2 separate regions of the Homo sapiens genome follow, and region 2 is linked to region 1. The links are chromatin contacts, found by Hi-C in ENCODE. All regions are on one chromosome and are shown on one strand. The core of a region is the stretch at or near the end of the contact, and the rest is flanking DNA. Distances in the headings are between cores, read along the strand shown. Region 1 holds the start of THOC5 (THO complex subunit 5). Region 2 holds the start of SF3A1 (splicing factor 3a subunit 1).

Region 1 (6,807 bases), core at 2,342-4,841:
AGGAGTTGGAGACCAGTCTCGGCAACATGGTGAAACCTCGTCTCTACTAAAAATAAAAAAAATTAGCCAGGCATGGTAACTCAAGCCTGTAATCCCAGCTACTCGGGAGGCTGAGGCACAAGAATCACTTGAACCCAGGAGGCGGAGGTTGCATTGAGCCGAGAACCTGCCACTGCACTCCAGCCTGGAAGACAGAGTGAGACCCTGTCTCAAAAAAAACAAAAAACAAAAAAAATCAAGTGTGGTCCCAACTGACAGTATTGGCATCCCCTGGGAGCTTGTTAAGAATGACAAATCTCGGCTGGGCGCAGTGGCTCACGCCTGTCATCCCAGCACTTTGGGAGGCTGAGGTGGGCAGATCACCTGAGGTCAGGAGTTCAAGACCAGCCTGACCAACATGGAGAAACCCTGTCTCTACTAAAAATACAAAATTAGCCAGGCATAGTGGCACATGCCTGTAATCCCAGCTACTCGGGAGGCTGAGGCAGGAGAATCGCTTGAAACCGGAAGGCAGAGGTTGCAGTGAGCCGAGATAGTGCCATTGCACTCCAGCCTGGGCAACAAGAGTGAAATTCCATCTCAAACAAAGAAACAAACAAGAATAACAAATCGCAGGCTTCCTGCAACCTACCAAATCAGAATCTGCACATTAACAAGAACTGCCAAGTGATTTGTATGCACATTAAAGTTTGAAAAGCTCTGAGCTGGAGGAAAGAGTCTAACCTCCTGGATGACCTGGAGCTGACCTTCTCTAGGCTGCACCCTCTCTATCTGTAAAACGAGGCAGTTGGTCTAAATCAGTGTTTTTCTTTTCTTTTTTTTTGAGACGGAGTTTTGCTCTTGTTGCCCAGGCTGGAGTGCAATGGCCTGATCTCGGCTCACAGCAACCTCTGACTCCCGGGTTCAAGCGATTCTCCTGCCTCAGCCTCCCGAGTAGCTAGGATTACAAGCATGTGCCACTACGCCCGGCTAATTTTGTATTTTTAGTAGAGAGAGGGTTTCTCCATGTTGGTCAGGCTAGTCTCGAACTCCTGACCTCAGGTGATCCGCCTGTCTTGGCCTCTCTAAGTGCTGGGATTATAGGCACAAGCCACCATGCCTGGCCAACAGATAACTATTAAAATTTAAGAAAATGTTATTCTCATCACCACCAAAGTCCTGTCTTATCCCATAATTTGAGGGATCTGGTGCTCTTCATGGGCCCTTCCACGAGGGCAATGGGACATTCCTGTCGCAGCATCTGGGGCCTCCTCCTGCCCACTCAAAGGCCAGCATGTGTGGGTGGGGCCAGGGGAGGTTGTTGGCTTGCTTGAGCCCCCTGTGTGACCTCTGCCTTCTCTCTCCGCAGTCCCCCTGGTGCGACACATGGAGTCTAGGATCATGATCCCCTTGAAGATCTCGCCTCTGCAGTGATGCTGCCTACACCTCCACCTCCTTCCCCTTCTCCCTCAGGCAACCCCGACAGACAGTGGCACTCCTGGTCCTGCTGTCTTGGTTTTGTCTTGGCTCTGGGAGGACTCTGAGGGGCAGTGCTCAGTTCAGACAAGGGGGAACTGAAGGCTGACAAGTTCTGAGGATTACAGCTCTGCCCAGGCCCTTTCTACTTTCCCTGCCTGCCTCCCTCCCCCTGCTAGAAGTAGTTTCTGATTTCCCTGAATGAAAGATAGTGATCTTTTAGGCCTTCATTTATCTTCTAAAATTCCTCATCTCAAGGCCACCAGTCCCCAGTTATCACCCTTGGAAATCCTCTGTTTAGCTTAGTTGCACAAAAGGTAGTATGTCCAGTGGCTAGAGGTGGGGTGGGAAGAGAGGAGGCCAGGCCAGGCCCTCAGGAATTCCCTGGTTTCCACTGGGCCACCCACTTGCTGGACAGTCTGAGCCAAGTCCCTCCTGCTGGAGAAAAGCCTGGAACTGCCAAAACAAAAAAACAAATACAAACAAACCTCGTCACCACGGTCAGGAGGAGGTTCAGACATTCTGCCCAGAGGGGCTGGGGAAAGGGATGGGAGCCAGGAAAGATTTAGGGGCAGGAGACAGACACGTAACAGGAACTCGGAAGGTAGAACTTAGAATTCAGAACTTGGGTTTCAATTGTAGAATTTGGAATCTGGAATACAGAATTGGGAAGAAGAACAGAGATGACAAAAGACCACTTGAAGAGAGGTTCCTAATACTAGACAGATGGAGAGTGGCTTGGCTGTTTCCCCCTGCATATTGGGGTTGAAAACTTAAATGTGTAGTTCCAGTCCTTCTATGCAGAGTCTCTCCTGCCCTCCCTCCTTCCTGCAGGCAAATATACAAGCTAGACCCTGTTCCCTCACCCTGTATCCTGTCTCCCCTAATTGACATTCTATCAGCCCAACCCTCATTCTGCAGGGCCACCTGGTGTGTGGAGGTGGCGGGAGGGGTCAGTGACTCTGGGGGTCTCCTCAGTGACCCCCATACCTCATCATGAACCCTTGGGTAGCTTGATTCTGCCTACCATCCAGGAAAACTTGTGCTGGAATTGCTGATGGAAACAATTAAATATTTACTATAAATCAGTGTCTTTTCTTCATCTGCAAGGAACTTTAGCAGGTGCCTGAGGCAGGGCACAGTAGAGCTGGTGGGCTTAGTCCCACATGGCAGATCTACCCTCCTGGAGGGTACTGTGTTCTTGAGCTATTCTCAACAGTCAGTACTGGTTGGGTGCAGTGGCTCACGCCTGTAATCCCAGCATTTTGGAAGTCCGAGGTGGGCAGATCACTTGAGTGAGGTCAGGAGTTCAAGACCAGCCTGGGCAACATGGTGAAACCCTGTCTCTACTAAAAATACAAAAATTAGCTGGGCATGGTGGTGCATGCCTGTAATCCCAGCTACTTAGGAGGCTGAGGCAGGAGAATCCTTTAAACCCTGGAGTCGGAGTTTGCAGTGAGCGGGGATTGCGCCACTGCACTTCAGCCTGGGTGAGAGAGCAAAACTCTGTCTCAAATAAAAATAAAAATAAAAAAGAGCCAGTATTTTCCTCCTTGCTCCTGGGAAGGAGAAGGAACTGGCCCCGTACAACCAGGGATTCAGGACACGTGTTACTAGCTCCAGATGAGGATTTACACGAAAAAATCCTGGGCCTTGTTTGTACAGTTCATGCCAGGGGTAGGAAATACCTGAAGCTTTCAAATACTGCGTTAGAGTTGTGACTCTGTCCTGGGCAAGTCAGGCCTAAAATGGAGAAACTGGTGATGCACTCCTCAAAAAGCCAAGTGTAAAATGAGGTTAATGCCCTCCCTGACTTGTTGCCTTCACTGGCGTGGCATATTATGGTAAAAATAATAATTAAGAAGTAAGGTTATGCAGGCAAATCCTCTAGCGCCGAAATCTTCCCCGCCGCGCTACCAGGTTCTTTCGTGTTATCTTGGACATAACACAACATTAATTCAACTACTCGGTGGAGCGCCCACTAGCTGCTGGACACTCTCTTAGGCCCTGGGCACAGTGAACGAGAAGCATGTGTCTTTGTTTTTACAGTCTCACCACGCCACCACCTCCCTCGGGGGCCTCCGCGCTGAGCTTCCGGCCTCTACGCCTCGCTTCCGGTCGGCCGCCCCTTCCTTACTTCCGGTTCTCTATGGTGCGCGGGCAAGCTTTGCTCCGCCTCCGGCAGTGGCTTACTCCCGGTGCCAGGTTCTTGGAGCTGTGAGGTGAGGAGGGGACAAGGGCAGTGGGGCTGGGAGATGGGGCGGGGCTGGGCGCTCCGGGACTGAGGTGCTGATCGCCCAAAGGGCGCCCCTGGGCTGGGGTCTGACCCGGCTTCTCCTCCCTCACTACCCGCGGTCCCCGGCCTCTCGGCGCTGCGCTGTTACCTCATCCGAAAAGTGTTCGCTGCAGCATCCTCAGGCTTCACGTTGGAGCCTCTTGATTGTGGTAATGTAGCCTGATGGGGGTGGGGGTGGTGGTGATGGTAACAGCTCACATATATCGTGCTCTTCGGTGTGCCAGGCACTCTACTGTGTTGCCAAAGTCAGGATTTCCCACACTTAAGCCTTTCAGGTCCGGTCTTTGTAGGCTTTGCCAGATCAACTTACCACCTCTACTACCGTTTATTAAAAATTTGTTTGTTTGTTTGTTTTAGTATTTATTGATAATTCTTGGGTGTTTCTCGCAGAGGGGATTTGGCAGGGTCATAGGACAATAGTGGAGGGAAGGTCAGCAGATAAACAAGTGAACAAAGGTCTCTGGTTTTCCTAGGCAGAGGACCCTGCAGCCTTCCGCAGTGTTTGTGTCCCTGGGTACTTGAGATTAGGGAGTGGTGATGACTCTTAAGGAGCATGCTGCCTTCAAGCTTCTGTTTAACAAAGCACATCTTGCCCCGCCCTTAATCCATTTAACCCTGAGTGGACACAGCACATGTTTCAGAGAGCACGGGGTTGGGGGTAAGGCTATAGACCAACAGCATCCCAAGGCAGAAGAATTTCTCTCAGTACAGAACAAAATGGAGTCTCCCTTGTCCACCTCTCTCCACACAGACACAGCAACAATCCGATTTCTCTATCTTTTCCCCACATTTCCCCCCTCTCTACTAGACAAAACCGCCATCGTCATCATGGCCCGTTCTCAATGAGCTGTTGGGTACACCTCCCAGACGGGGTGGCGGCCAGGCAGAGGGGCTCCTCACCTCCCAGAAGGGGCGGCCGGGCAGAGGCGCCCCCCACCTCCCGGACGGGGTGGCGGCCAGGCGGAGGCGCCCCCCTACCCCCGACCCGACGGGGCGGCTGGCCGGGCTGGGGCTGGCCCCCACCTCCCCCCCGGACGGGGCGGCTGGCCGGGCGGGGGCTGCCCCCCACCTCCCGGACGGGGCGGCTGCTGGGTGGAGGGGCTCCTCACCTCTCAGACGGGGCAGCCGGGCAGAGACGCTCCTCACCTCCCAGACGGGGTCGCAGCCGGGCAGAGGTGCTCCTCACATCCCAGACGGGGCGGCGGGGCAGAGGTGCTCCCCACATCTGAGATGATGGGCGGCCGGGCAGAGACACTCCTCACTTCCTAGACGGGATGGGGTCCGGGAAGAGGTGCTCCTCACTTCCCAGACTGGGCAGCCGGGCAGAGGGGCTCCTCACATCCCAGATGATGGGCAGCCGGGCAGAGACGCTCCTCACTTCCCAGACGGGGTGGCGGCCGGGCAGAGGCTGCAATCTTGGCACTTTGGGAGGCCAAGGCAGGCGGCTGGGAGGTGGAGGTTGTAGCGAGCCGAGATCACGCCACTGCACTCCAGCCTGGGCACCATTGAGCACTGAGTGAACGAGACTCCGTCTGCAATCCTGGCACCTCGGGAGGCCGAGGCTGGCCGATCACTCGCGGTCAGGAGCTGGAGACCAGCCTGGCCAACACAGCGAAACCCCGTCTCCACCAAAAAATACGAAAACCAGTCAGGCGTGGCGGCGCGCGCCTGCAATTGCAGGCACTCGGCAGGCTGAGGCAGGAGAATCAGGCAGAGAGGTTCCAGTGAGCCGAGATGGCCGCAGTACAGTCCAGCTTCGGCTCGGCATCAGAGGGAGACCGTGGAGAGAGGGGGAGGGGGGAGGGGGAGGGGTTTACTAAAAATTTTTAATCCAGTCCAAATTTTTTTTTTGCAACGGGATCTCTGTTGTCAAGACTGAGTGCAGTGGCGCGATCATAGCTCACTGCAGCCTGGAACTTCTGGGCTCAAGCCATCCTCCCACCCTAGCCTCCAGAGTAGCTTGGGACCACAGGTGTGCACCGCCATACTAGGCTAATTTTAAAATGTTTTCTAAAGATGGGGTCTCGCTCTGTTGCCCACTCTGGTCTTGAACGCCTGGGCTCAAGCGATTCTCTCACCTCTGCTTGCCTTGGTTTCCCAAAGTGTTGGGATTACAGGTGTGAGCCATGGTGTTGGGCCCAGTCACTTTTTTTGTTGTTGTTGAGACTGAATCTCGCTCTGTTGCCCAGGCTGGAGTGAAGTGGCTGCGATCTCGGCTCATTGCAACCTCTGCTCCCTGGGTTCAAGTGATTCTCCTACCTCAGCCTCCTGAGTAGCTGAGATTACAGGCGCCCGCCTCCACTCCCGGCTAATTTTTGTATTTGTGGTACTGACGGGGTTTCACCATGTTGGCCAGGCTGGTCTCAAACTCCTGACCTCAGGTGATCCACCCGCCTCAGCCTCCCAAAGTGCTGGGATTACAGGCCTGAGCCACTGCGCCCAGCCAAGTCACTTTTTAAACTCAAATTTACTTTGAGAGAAAACTTGAAATCTCTCCACCAGAAATGGAAAGCTGCTTTCACTTGTTTTATGTAGAAGGTAAAAATTAATATAGTTAATATAATGCAACTAGATCATTGTTAACAAACTCTGGCTAGATTTTGTTGTTTAAGGCTGTGGGATAGAGTTCTTTTGTTACAAAGGAACATTGGCATTCATAGATGTTAAAGACAAACTAGGGAACTGAGATGTTCTCCTTGAAGCAATCAGAAGTTTCAAAATAAGAATTGAAAAGGGATTAACTTTCTCCTTAGGTGTTCAGCATTATTTAAGATCACCTATGCATCATCTGAAGCCACAGTCCCAGGTCATCTTCATCACCTTCCCCAGTGGAATGCCTCCTGTGTTAAAGCCCACAACAACCCCTGTGGTAGGGACTGTTATTCTCATTTGATTTGTGAGGAATCAGACCCAGAGAAAAGTGAAGTGACTCGTCCGGGGACTCATAGCCATGAAAGAGTAGAATGGAGATTCCAGTTCAGGGCTCTCTGACTTTTACCGTGACAAACTATTGGCTCCCTCAAGTCGGGGATGTGGAAGCTTCAGTGAGTGATGAT
Region 2 (6,807 bases), core at 1,171-3,670, 800 kb before region 1:
GTCTTGGCAACTGCCAATGAACTACTGCTGCCCAAGAGATTTTATGTCTCCAAGGAGGGAGGCAGAAACAAAGGCAAAATAACACACGGAAGTATTCTGGGTTTCCTTCCTGGAATGGGCATGAAAGAAATAAAGAAATCAAGAAGCCCCCAACCTGGGAGAAAGTGTATTCAGGTGGCAAAGCATCTGGAATTCATAAGCTTGCTTGTGAAGGCACCAGGAAACACTGATCTGTTCACCTTCAAATAACTATAGCTGCCACATGGGGCCATCCTGGATATCAACTCCCAGTAGATCCTGGATCAGATAAGCAGCAGCAAATGCCCAAGTGTCAGGAAAATCCAAGATGACCTTATGTTGTTTCTTCTGAAAATTGAAGTCATGCAGATACAAGCATAGTTTAAGAAGTACTTTATGTGTGTGTCAAGTGAAGAAGCACTTGACGTGAGCTCTTTCTGCAATTCCTGGGTCTTGAGTGGAACCCTCAGTCTGAAGCTGCCAGCCCGGCACTGTACCCATGACCACATAGGTGACAGCACTAATTGAGCCCTTAGGGAGGAGCAGCAGCTATCTCTGCCTCTCCTCAATTTCCTGGGGCTCAAGGTGGACTTTTGACTCCCAGAGAAGAGCAGGAGCCTTTCCTGCATTTCCGTTCAACATTCAAGCGCCTTCTCTCTCTCAGAACTAGTACCCTAACCCTACTCGGTAAAGATGATGCCTACTTCCCAGCCAGGGTGCCTGGTGAGATTCAAAGCCACCACCATGAAAACACGGGAAACTCTAAAACCAGCTATGTGGCAGATGTCAGTCTCAAACATGAGATTGTTAATTGCCTGGATCCCTGGGGATACTGAAGGGACTGAGGGCAAAATAACTAACTGCACTAGTAGAGGAATAAGACTGGCTTGAACTTGCATTCCCACTCTACCAACTCCAAACTTCACTGTCCTCATTTGTAAATAGGTTGCTATAAGGAATAAATGACGTAACACATGAAGTGTTGGGCACAGTATCCGGCTCATAGTAAATGACCAATACATCCCAGCTATCATTATTCTACATTAATAACAACCATGACACACAGCTACGATGTGTGTGGGGGGAGGGGGAAGACTTGAGAGAGCAACCTTTCCTATCACTCCCTCATTTCACAGGTGAGGAAACTGAAGTCCAGGAACAGGTTCGGAGCCAGCTCCCCGCTTTCCAGAGTTGAGGAGAGGAGGAAGGAGAGAGGGGGGAATCGCAGGAGAGGGAGAGAAGCCGGCGGGATTCGAGGTAGGCCTCTGGGGAGCGAGCCGCATAGCTTGCAGGGCTGCATCTGTGAGAGTGAGGGGTGAAGCCTAAAGCAGCAGCCCTGCGTGATGGCTCATGCGTGTAATCCCAGCACTTTGGGAGGCCAAGGCGGGAGGATCGCTTGACCCCAGGAGTTTGAGACCAGCCTGGGCAACATAGGGAGACGTCCTCCCATGTCCCTACAAAAAAAAAAATTTAAAAACTGGCCGGGCGCGGTGGCTCACGCCTGTAACCCTAACACTTTGGGAAGCCGAGGCGGGCGGATCATTTGAGGTCAGGAGTTCCAGACCAGCCTGGCCAGCATGGTGAAACCCCGTCTCTACTAAAAATGCCAAAAAAAAAAAAAAAAAAATTAGCCGGGTGTGGTGGGCGCCTGTAGTCCCAGCCACTCGGGAGGCTGAGGCAGGAGAATCGCTTGAACTCGGGAGGCGGAGGTTGCAGAGAGTCAAGATCGCGCCACTGCACTCCAGCCTGGGTGACAGAGCAAGACCTTGTCTCAGAAAAAAAGAAAAAAGAAAGACAAAGAAAGCAGCAGCCTTGATTTGAGAGGGAGGCCCCCAGTGGGGCTTGAGGGCGGGACTACGGAAGGCAGGGGATGGAAGCAAGAAAAGGCAGGTTCCGTGGGAAAAGCGAATTAAGGGCGTAGGATTTGGAAGCGGGGCTTGGAGGATGTGGGTCTGAAATGAAAGGGGGGACTAAGGGAGTAGGGAAGTGGGGCTCTTAGGCGGTGAGCCTGAGGGGACAGGGGCTCTCCTAAATGAGAGACCAATGGGAGGGAGCTGGGCTCTTGGAAGGCGGGGTCGAAGGGAGCGAGGTACTGGCCTGTGGAGTAAAGGAGCCGCGAGGTGAGTGCGGCGGGGGTCCGGCGGGTGACGTACAACATCTCACCTGTCTTCGGCGTCGCGGCTTCAGCCTTCGTGTCTGGTCGGCTCCCGGAACTGCCCCCGGTGCGCCTGCGGCCACCGGGATCCCCGAAAAGCCCTAGCCGGGCGCTCAGGCCGCTGCCTTGGCAACGGCGTCGGACGCCGCGGTGCCCGCGGGGAGGGGCGGGAAGCGCGTCACGGCGAGGGGACGGTCCCGGAAGTGCGCCAGTCGTACCTTCGCGGCCGCAACTCGCTCGGCCGCCGCCATCTTGCGAGCTCGTCGTACTGACCGAGCGGGGAGGCTGTCTTGAGGCGGCACCGCTCACCGACACCGAGGCGGACTGGCAGCCCTGAGCGTCGCAGTCATGCCGGCCGGACCCGTGCAGGCGGTGCCCCCGCCGCCGCCCGTGCCCACGGAGCCCAAACAGGTACCTCTCCCCCGCCCCTCAGCCTGCAGCCGGAGGGTTGGCCTGGGCGCTCCTTACTCGCACAGGAATAAGCGGCCGGCCGCTATGAAGGGCTTGGAGGGACTGCAAGTCCCAAGAGGCTGCGCGCTTCCCGCGCTATGGTGGTGTTCTGGTAGCGAAATGAGCCACCCTGAACGGGATTCTCTAAGTGGTCCGCGGAGCAGCCCCGTCGGCACGAGCCGGGAGCTTCTTAGAAATGTGGAGTCTCCGCCGTAGATCTTTTAAATAGGAATCTACATTTGAACAAAATCCTAAGGTGATTGATTTATAAGTGCGAGAGGCGCTGATCCAGCCCATCCTCTGATCTTATGTAGCAGTTGGGGCCGCCGGCCACAGCCTTTCCCCAGTAATGGCTAATTTCCCAGCCTGCACGGTACATCTTTGGATGTTAATTCTCAGCATCTATTTCGGTGTCTGCCCCAAGCCAGACACCGTGCCAGGCTCCCACATTACCGGAATGAATGGGGCATGGTCCCTGCCTAGGGAGCTCACAGGCTAACGAGAAGACAGACATATGAGAATGCTCACCAAATGTTTGTTGTCCCAATGGCCATCGATGATACAGTGCCAGCCCGCCCTTAATAAAGCTCTCCAATCTCGAATGTGCACAAACCATTGTAGTATGGTGTGATATGCCCTGTGATAGAAGTTTCAGGTACAAATCTAATGAACATTGTTTGCTGGGCTAGAAGGGATATTAAGGTAGGGAAGCCCACAAGAGTGAGAGGTAAATTTCTTTTAGAAGAAGGAATAGGAGTTTGCCAGGTAGGTGACTAGGGAAGGGAAATAGCATCCTTTATTCATCCAGCAAATATTTATTGAACACATACGCTGATCATTGCTTTGGGTTCAGAATAAGGGGGGCGGGGGGGGGGAACATGACTGAAGAAGCCATGCCTTTTCCACAAATATTTAAGTGCCCGTGTGTCCCTGGCATTTTCCCAGGCATTGGGGGAAAATAAGGTAATAGCCAGATAATATGCGCAAAGACACCGAGGTGAATCAAACGGTGTCTCTGATCAAGAGTAAATGAACAAGTGTTGAAGCATAGACTTAGGAGCGTAGTGGCAGGAGATGCGATTCTTACTTAGGATTTGAACTTTTCCTTGTAGACAGTGGGAAGAAAAGGGAGTGTTTTAAGCCAAATAGTGACATTTGTGTTTCAGAAATTCAGGTAGGCAGACGTGTGGAGAATCACTATGAGGGGAGGCCAGTCACGCTATTCCAAAGAGGCTGAAGGCCTGGCCGAGATTAGGGCAGAGGGGGTAGGCAGGCTCTTCAGCCAGAGTGGTGTGTTAGAATCCTGGTTCTGCCAGTTGGACATTAAGCTCTCCATCTCTCAGTTTTGTCATCTGTAATGTGGAGATATTAAGAGTTCTTGGCCGGGTCCAGTGGCTCACGCCTGTAATTCCAGCAGTTTGGGAGGCCGAGGCAGACAGATCACTTGAGGTCAGGAGTTTGAGACCAGCCTGGCCAACATAGCAAAACTGTCTCTACTAAAAATAAAAAATTAGCCAGGTGTGGTGGTGCATGTTTGTAATCCCCACTATTCGGGAGAGAATTGCTTGAACCTGGGAAGCAGAAGTTGCAATGAGCCAAGATCATGCCGCTGCACTCCAGCCTGGGCGACAGCAAGAGACTGTCTCAAAAAAAAAAAGAGTACTTAATCTTATAGGCTTCTTCTAAAGGTTATAAGAGTTAATATATTTAAAGTGCTTGGGAAAAATACCTGGGATCTACTCATAGCTTGATAAAAGTTTTTTTTAAGAGACCGGGTGTCGTTCTGTCACCCAGGCTGGAATGCAGTGGTGCAGTCATAGCTTACTGCAGCCTTGAATTCTTGGGCTCAAGCAATCTTCCTACCTCAGCCTCCTGAGTCACCGGGATTATAGGTGCAAGCCATTGTGCCCAACTTGATAAACGTTATTATCATCGAGTGTGGAAGCTGAGGAAGAGAGAGGAGCCCCCAACTTTCTGGCATGGGTGACTGGGTAGCTATTCCTGAGGAAAGAGGTTAGAGATGAAAGTGCCCAGTAGTTAGCTGCACCTGAAGCTGTTTAGTACACAAGAGTGTTCTGGGACATCAGTTTGGGCCAGATTGTTTAGTCTAGAGGCGGAAGGGGAAGTGGAGGACACCAAAAACTGAGAAGAGAACCAAGAACAGAATTGGGCGGTGGGAGTGGGGATCTCCAGCTTCACAGTGCAGGAGGTGAAACGGGTCAGGAAGGAAACTTGAATGGAATGGTGAGCAAGATGGGAAGACAGGCAAGAATGGGGCCTAGGAGTTGAGAGTTTTGTGAAGGAGTGGTCACCATTCACGCCCAGATAATGGCTGTGGGCAGTTGTTTTTGACTTTGTCAAGAGCACTTAAAATGAATGGGGACCAGATGGGAGGCAGGGAAGTGGGACCAGCAAGACTGAAGAGAACTCAGGATGTTTAGCTGCCAGAGGAAGGTGTGGGAGAAGGCAGCGGCAGAAAAGAACATGAAGGCAGAGGAGAAACTTCGTTTCTCTAAGATAAGAGACTTGACCCTTTGTTTACTAAGGGGAAGAAGCTGCTGGTGAAAAAATATTGGTACTTATGGGATCGTTAGTGCTGAGCCTTCCAGTGGAATTTCACAAAACACTTGAGCATTGAATGTTGGTTAAGACAGTGGAGTAGAGGCAGAGAGGGCATTCAGGGCAGAAGAATTTGTCAGCAGATAGTTTCCCATTTCTTTATTCAGCAAACAATCATTAAAAATTCCATGCCAAGCCCATCGCTGGGTGCAGGGTTACAGACATGGCCTGGATTCTGGAACATGGTTTCTCAGAATGTAGTCGGAGTCCCTGCATCTGAATCACCTGGGCATTTGGTAATGTAGCAGGACGAGTCGCAGACAAAACTCCTCAGACACCGGATTAAAGAAGGAAGAGGTTTTTTATTCATCCGGGAGCGTCGGCAGACTCGTGTCTTAAGAGCCGAGCTCCCCGAAAAAGAAATTCCTAGCCCTTTAAAGGGCTTACAACTCTAAAGGTCTATGTGAAAGAGTCATAATAGATCAAGTAAGCGTGAGGAACGTGACTGGGGGCTACATACATCAGCTAACAGAACAAAAAGTTTTACAGTGCTTTCTCATACAATGTCTGGAATTTACAGATAACACCAGTAGTTTTGGTCAGGGGTTAATATTATTATTATTTTAACCACCAGGGCCAGGTGGTGGCACCAAGGTCGTCTAGCTATTTATCTTACTTCTGTTTCTTTCCAACTTTTTGCTTTCTCCCTTTTCTCCTGTCTTATAAACTAGGGAAAAGGGGAGGTTGGGGAGAAACTGGGAAGGACAACAGGAGAAGTGCTGGTCTCATACCATAGTAAAAATGCAGATTCCTGGTCTCACTGAGATAGTCCAGTGAGAGAGGAGCCAGGGAAGCTGCTCTTCTCCCTGGGTCCCCAGGAGCAGCCCCTGCAGGTGCAGTGAACTTAAGAGAACTGCTTTTCTGAAGTAGAGGGTTCTAACCTGAGGGAAGTCTGTGAATGAAAGTCTACTCTGAATGATATCCTAGAGGAGTTTTACAGTGGAGAACCTGCTCTGAACCAGGGACTTTAAAACCTTATTTCTTTTCCTGTTTGCACAGCCCACAGAAGAAGAAGCATCTTCAAAGGAGGATTCTGCACCTTCTAAGCCAGTTGTGGGGATTATTTACCCTCCTCCAGAGGTCAGAAATATTGTTGACAAGACTGCCAGCTTTGTGGCCAGGTAACAGAGCTACTTGGGTGGGTCAGAGGTGGGTTTCAGCATGAAGAGACTTCAGCACTGAATCAGCACAAGGGTTTTTAAAGAGACGTTGTTGGCTTGGGCCTTTTAGTTCATAAAAAACCACAACATGGCACTGGGGTAGGCAATAGGTAGGACTGGTGTCCCTGACACAGCATAGCAGTGGCCAAAGTGAGAATCACACTTAGCCCCACAGTCACCAGGAGCCTCTGCTTCTAAAACTGGCCTGAGGAAATGCCTGGAAAGCTGCTTCATCACAGATGGTGTGTGTCTGTGCCTGAGCTGCTGGCCTGAGGAAGATAAAAAGGGGAGTTTATTATTCTCATTGTACAAAGACCACATTCCAAGAGCCTCAAATGACCCATCTGCAAAATGGAAAAAATGCCATCTCAGAGTTGTTGTGAGGCGGGAGTGAGGTCATGGGGC

Evidence for each region. A loop is a pair of places that touch in the nucleus more often than their neighbours do. Pooled maps may share reads with other maps.
Region 2: a pooled map shows a loop between it and region 1 (7-fold over the local background). The contact joins the promoter of SF3A1 here to the promoter of THOC5 in region 1. A Hi-C loop is called at or near these places in 8 of 50 pooled maps.

What each region holds. Positions count from the first base shown.
Region 1 is chr22:29,550,541-29,557,347 of GRCh38, reverse strand. THOC5 (THO complex subunit 5) reads left to right here and starts at 3,591. Exons shown (of 20, transcript NM_003678.5): 1 at 3,591-3,677. NIPSNAP1 (nipsnap homolog 1) reads left to right here. Exons shown (of 10, transcript NM_003634.4): 10 at 1,349-2,540. The coding sequence ends at 1,413. RefSeq lists enhancers at 3,221-3,290, 2,674-3,371, 4,769-5,468 and a silencer at 3,691-3,880.
Region 2 is chr22:30,352,507-30,359,313 of GRCh38, reverse strand. SF3A1 (splicing factor 3a subunit 1) reads left to right here and starts at 2,420. Exons shown (of 16, transcript NM_005877.6): 1 at 2,420-2,584; 2 at 6,242-6,363. The coding sequence starts at 2,522. It overlaps CCDC157 (coiled-coil domain containing 157), which reads right to left and starts at 2,307. Exons shown (of 12, transcript NM_001017437.5): 1 at 2,182-2,307. RefSeq lists an enhancer at 939-1,538 and a silencer at 2,474-2,723.